2 separate regions of the Homo sapiens genome follow, and region 1 is linked to region 2. A link is a contact called in ENCODE Hi-C or POLR2A ChIA-PET data. All regions are on one chromosome and are shown on one strand. The core of a region is the stretch at or near the end of the contact, and the rest is flanking DNA. Distances in the headings are between cores, read along the strand shown.

The links. Hi-C counts contacts between places; a loop is a spot of excess contacts on that map. ChIA-PET counts read pairs that join two places held with the same protein, here RNA polymerase II (POLR2A). Pooled maps may share reads with other maps.
Region 1: a loop to region 2 is called in a map of chondrocyte, with 5 times the contacts of the local background. The contact joins two enhancer-like sites. A Hi-C loop is called at or near these places in 1 of 168 maps with a recorded cell type or tissue (chondrocyte) and 3 of 50 pooled maps. POLR2A ChIA-PET finds 5 or more read pairs at or near these places in 3 of 52 experiments (T-cell, activated CD4-positive, alpha-beta T cell and activated T-cell).

What each region holds. Positions count from the first base shown.
Region 1 is chr12:110,604,558-110,607,456 of GRCh38, forward strand. No RefSeq gene overlaps it. Among named protein-coding and RNA genes, the nearest start is that of TCTN1, 8.1 kb to the right of the region's middle. Within about 2 kb of position 1,279, at least 9 of the 41 ENCODE cell types and tissues checked have a DNase peak (open chromatin) inside an H3K27ac peak, as active enhancers do.
Region 2 is chr12:110,337,719-110,340,903 of GRCh38, forward strand. It overlaps ATP2A2 (ATPase sarcoplasmic/endoplasmic reticulum Ca2+ transporting 2), which reads left to right. Exons shown (of 20, transcript NM_170665.4): 12 at 1,563-1,685; 13 at 1,785-2,003; 14 at 2,941-3,185. Among named protein-coding and RNA genes, the nearest start is that of ATP2A2, 58 kb to the left of the region's middle. RefSeq lists enhancers at 1,276-1,375, 2,783-3,185. Within about 2 kb of position 1,936, at least 7 of the 41 ENCODE cell types and tissues checked have a DNase peak (open chromatin) inside an H3K27ac peak, as active enhancers do.

The DNA.
Region 1 (2,899 bases), core at 29-2,528, 270 kb after region 2:
AGAGAAGTTCTGGGTCCAGGGATAGCAATCAGAGAAAACACTTGGAGGCGAGGCAACATCCTAAAAACAGAGGGATTAAATGAAAGTGTGCAGGCTGGGCACGGTGGTTCACGCCTGTAATCCCAGCACTTTGGGAGGCCGAGGTGGGTGGATCACCTGAGGTCGGCAGTTCAAGACCAGCCTGACCAATGTGGAGAAACCCCGCCTCTACTAAAAATACAAAAATTAGCTGGATGTGGTGGCAGGCGCCTGCAGTCCCAGTTACTCGGGAGGATGAGGCAGGAGAATCTCTTGAACCTGGGAGGTGGAGGTCACAGTGAGCTGAGATCATGCCACTACACTCCAGCCTGGGCAACAGAGTGAGACTCTGTCTCAAAAAGAAAGTGTGCAGCTAAAAACATTCTTAACATATTTTAAATAATCCTATGGTTGTGTGGTAGTATTGGTATCATTATTCTGTATTATTAGTATTGTTATTGGTATTGTTATTCTCTTTTTTTTGGGTGGAGGGATGGAGTCTTAATTGGAAGCATCAGTATGATGGATTTTATCTTGAAGAATACGTATTTCTGACCAGGGGCAGTGGCTCACGCCTGTAATCCCAGCACTTTGGGAGGCTGAGGTGGGTGGATCACTTGAGGTCAGGAGTTTGAGGCCAGCCTGGCCAACATTGTGAAACCCTGTCTCTACTGAAAATACAAAAATTAGCTGGGCGCTGTGGCATGTGCCTGTAATCCCAGCTACTTGGGAGGCGGAGGCAGGAGAATCGCTTGACCCTGGGAGGTGGAGGTTACAGTGAGCAGTGAGCCGAGATGGTGCCACTGCACTCCAGCCTGGGCAACAGAGAAAGACTCCATCTCAAAAAAAAAAAAAGAAAACAAACAAACAAAAAACGGCTGGGCGTGGTGGCTTACGCCTGTAATCCCAGCACTTTGGGAGGCCAAGGCGGGTGGATCACCTGAGGTCAGGAGTTTGAGACCAGCCTGACCAACATGGTGAAACCCCGTCTCTACTAAAAATAAAAAATTAGCCGGGAGAGGTGGTGTGTACCTGTGATCCCAGCTACTCAGGAGGCTGAGGCAGGGGAATCGCTTGAACCCGGGAGGCGGGGGTTGCAGTGAGCCAAGATCACGCCTTTGCACTCCAGACTGGGCAACAAGGGTGAAACTCTGTCTCAAGAAAAAAAAAAAAAAAAAAAAGAGGAAGAAGAAGAAGAATTCACTAACAGGCTGCCAGTAGCCAGTAAAAAGTAAGTGAAAGAGGAACTATCTGCAGGTCCCGAGGAAAGAATGAAAACATATTTACAACACAGAAACAGAAATAGCGGTGGAGGAGGAGAGAGCAGGGTCGCTCAGTGGGACCAGGAAGCCAGCTTACTTTCATTTTTTGAAGCTCCTTATATACAGAAAAAACAAATTTATTTTTTCATTTCACATTTGACAAATACTTTCAGCACCCCAAGATTAAAATGTAATGTAGATGTGCTGTCACCAGGTGATTGGATTTCTTTCTTTCTTTTTTTTTTTTTTTTGAGACGGAGTCTCACTCTGTCATTAGGCTGGAGTGAAGTGGTGCGATCTCAGCTCACTGCAACCTCCGTCTCCCAAGTTCAAGTGATTCTCCTTGCCTCAGCCTCCCAAGTAGCTAGGATTACAGGTGCCCACCACCACGCCTGGCTAATTTTTTTGTATTTTTAGTAGAGACGGGTTTTCACTATGTTGGCCAGGCTGGTCTCAAACTCCTGACCTCCTGATCCACCTGCCTCGGCCTCCGAAAGTGCTGGGATTACAGGCGTGAGCTGCCGCGTTGGGCCGTGATTGGATTTCTTAAAAGCCAGTTAATGAAACTGCAAGCAGAAGCCACCATACACCTATCAGAATAACTAAAAACAAAAATGAAAACAAAGGTGGCCATCCTAAGTGCCCGTGAGCATGGGAAACTGGGACTCTCATACCTTGTTATTGGGAAGGCAAATGGGCCAGTCACTTTGGAAAAAACTGGGCAGTTTCTTATATATTTAAACACATACTGACCATAAAACCCAGAAATCTCACTCCTAGGTATGTATATAAGAGAAATGAAACATATGTTTTATTTTTAACCACCAAAACCTAGAAAAACCCAAATTCCTTCAACTGATGAATGGATGGATAAATTGCAAAGGAGCCATTTTTGTAATACTTGCCACCAATAAAAAGAATGGACTGGGGCCGGACGTGGTGGCTCATGCCTGTAATCCCAGCACTTTGGGAGTCCAAGGCAGGTGGATCACCTGAGGTTGGGAGTTCAAGACCAGCCTGACCAACATGGAGAAACCTCGTCTCTACTAAAAATACAAAATTAGCTGGGCATGGTGGCACATGCCTGTAATCCCAGCTATTCGGGAGGCTGAGGCAGGAAAATCATTTGAACCCAGGAGGTGGAGGTTGCGCTGAGCCAAGATCATGCCATTGCACTTCAGCCTGGGCAACAAGAGCGAAACTCCATCTCAAAAAAAAAAAAAAAAAAAAAAGAATGGACTGGGCCAAGCACGGTGGCTCATGCCTCTAATCCCAGCACTTTGGGAGGCTGAGGCAGGAGGATCATTTGAGGCAGGAGTTTGAGATCAACCTGGGCAACATAGTGAAACCCCGTCTCTACAAAAAATTGTAAAAAATAAAAAAATAATGAACTGAAAGAAATTTTTGCATATATGGCTAGAGGAGTTTCAACAAGCATGCCAAGACTACACAATGGAGAAAGAAGAGTCCCTTCAACAAATGGTGCTGGGAAAACTGGAAATCACGTGCAGAAGAATGAAGCTGGATCCTTACTTTATACCAGATAACAGAAATAAACTCAAAATGGATTAAAGAACTCAAAATGTTAAGACCTCAAAACTCCTAGAAGAAAACATAAG
Region 2 (3,185 bases), core at 686-3,185:
ATTAAGGTGGAAAAAACAATAAGGTCACCTCAGTAGGTGCATATGATGAAACGCATCTTATCACACCAAACTAAGACTATAAAAGTGTGTCTTTAACGCTGACAGTGTGTTTACACAGAGACCATGCTAACATAACAGAATTCTCACCATTTCTATGCAGTATTATACTGGCATTCCTGGTCTGTGTAATAGGCAAGAAAAGTACAAAAACTGGAAGAGAAGGGGTATCTTTAGTTGTAGGTAACGATATAAAGCCAAAGGTTTATTCTCAGTCTTCGTCTTCCTATTTTGTTGGTGCTGTCACTCGCTCCCTCTTTGAAGCACCTCTTCACTTGGCTTCCACGATCCCATACTTGCTCTCCCTCCCTGGCCTCTCATTCGAGGTCTTTGTAGCTGGGTCTTTCACAAGGCACCAGGAGGTGAAGGCTCCATAGTCCTCAGCCATTTCTGTCTATAGTTACTCCCATGATCTCTTCTGGTCTCATTACTATAATCAGTAGCCACTAGCTATCTAAAACTACTTAGAATACCTAAAAACACTTCCTTAGATGCCCTAGCCATATTCACTTAAAGTGCTTATCCATCACGTGTGACAGCCACATGAACAGTGGCCACAGAGCATTGCCATCTTTCACAGAGTTCTGGTGGACAGCTCTGCTTGGGGCCATCTCTTCACCTCCAACGTTCCCTAGTTTAAGTCAGTGTCATTATACTGAATGGTATTCCTTGTCTCCCTTCAGCCAATGCTTTTGTTTTTTGAGATGGAGTTTGCTCTTTCGTCCAGGGTGGAGTGAAGTGGCGCAATCTCATCTCACTGGAATCTCTGCCCCCCTGGCTTTAAGCAGTTCTCCTGCCTCGGCCTCCTGAGTAGCTGGGATTACAGGTGCCTGCCACCACACCTAGCTAATTTTTGTAGACAGGGTTTCACCATGTTGGCCAGGCTGGTCATGAACTGCTGACCTCAGGTGATCCACTGCACCCGACCACCTTCAGCCAATTCTTGACAACTGGAGCTTGAGACCCTCCGTTGTCTTCTGTTTTACTTGTCTTAAAAGCCAAATGCCCCATAATGACTTTTGAGGTCTTAATGACCTGCTTCTACCATCCTCTGCCATTACCTGCCTCACCTTTTGCTCATGTAAACTCTATTCCAGCCACGTTGGCACTCCTTTACCATTCCAGGACTTGCCAGGTTGCACTTCCGTTCTCTGCCTGGTGGGTCTTCACCACCACCCACTGGGTTCACACACATCTTTTCAGGCCCCATGGGGCCATCTTTATTCAAATGTCACCGCCTTCTGGCCACTTTATGTAACAGTTCATATGTATGTATGCAAATTTTCTATCCCCCTTCCCTTTTTCTCTATAGCACTTGTGTTACTTTTGCATCTTAGTCTGTCTCTCCCAAAATAGGGGACAAGTTTCATGAGGGCAAAAACCTGTCTGTTTTGTTTATTGCTATATTCCTAGCATCTGTCATGTAATAGGTGTGCTTACTGCTTGTTAGGTAAAAAAGTTCAGAAATTGCCACCCAGTAGTATCCATATTTGTTCCCTTTGTAGGTCATTAAACAGCTGATGAAAAAGGAATTCACTCTAGAGTTTTCACGTGACAGAAAGTCAATGTCGGTTTACTGTACACCAAATAAACCAAGCAGGACATCAATGAGCAAGATGTTTGTGAAGGCAAGTATGGCAGATTGCAATTGAGATGTTCTTGCCAGGGTTAAGATCCCGGTGAACCAATAAAACAAAATTGTTTATCTAAATCTGTAACATTTCCAGGGTGCTCCTGAAGGTGTCATTGACAGGTGCACCCACATTCGAGTTGGAAGTACTAAGGTTCCTATGACCTCTGGAGTCAAACAGAAGATCATGTCTGTCATTCGAGAGTGGGGTAGTGGCAGCGACACACTGCGATGCCTGGCCCTGGCCACTCATGACAACCCACTGAGAAGAGAAGAAATGCACCTTGAGGACTCTGCCAACTTTATTAAATATGAGGTTAGCTAATGAAAAGTTTCTTTGTCCACACCCTGCACGATTCATTGTGTTTAAACAGTACTCCTTCAAGCAAAAGGTCAAACAGTTCTCACTTTTGCCAAGAAAGAGGTGTGGTTATTTGTTTTTCTGCCTGCCAGCTGTGTCACCCTTAAAATTTGCTGCTTCAAACATACATAGTTAATAATTTCATAAAAGTGTTATTTTCAAAGTAGAATATTTTCAAAGTAGAATAATCAAGATGAGCTTAAGCTTGTAAACCCCATTTTGCCTCTCATCTAAATCATGATTTTTTTTAAATTGGTGACATTTCTAGAATATTCATTAGTTACTGAAGGTCAAAAGATCCAAGTTGGAGATTACTTCCACTTTTCTACTCAGAGTAGAATTCTTTTATATCAAGGATGTGACATCCTAAAGCTATGAACAAAATGAAGAAGCTTTGGTACTGTGGGCTCAGAATAGCACAAGAGTTAAAGAATGGTTTGATAACGGGTGTAGTGGTATTTTTTTTTCTCATAAGAAAATGCAAAAACCGCCAGGCACGGTGGCTCAAATGCCTGTAATCTCAGCACTTTGGGAGGCCGAGGCTGGCAGATCACCTGGGGTTGGGGGTTTGAGACCAGCCTGACCAACATGGAGAAACCACATCTCTACTAAAAATACAAAATTAGCCAGGTGTGGTGGCGCATACCTGTAGTCCCAGCTACCCTGGAGGCTGAGGCAGAAGAGTCTCTTGAACCTGGGAGGCGGAGGTCGCAGTGAGCTGAGATTGCGCCATGGCACTCCAGCCTGGGCAACAAGAGCGAAACTCCGCCTCAAAAAAAAAAAAAGAAAAAAAATGCAGAAACCTGTCTCAATGTTTAACTGGGCATTTTTCAAACTAGGGGACAAAAACTAGAACTTGCCACTTTTATTTAAAGTGATGCTCTTATTTTAGACCAATCTGACCTTCGTTGGCTGCGTGGGCATGCTGGATCCTCCGAGAATCGAGGTGGCCTCCTCCGTGAAGCTGTGCCGGCAAGCAGGCATCCGGGTCATCATGATCACTGGGGACAACAAGGGCACTGCTGTGGCCATCTGTCGCCGCATCGGCATCTTCGGGCAGGATGAGGACGTGACGTCAAAAGCTTTCACAGGCCGGGAGTTTGATGAACTCAACCCCTCCGCCCAGCGAGACGCCTG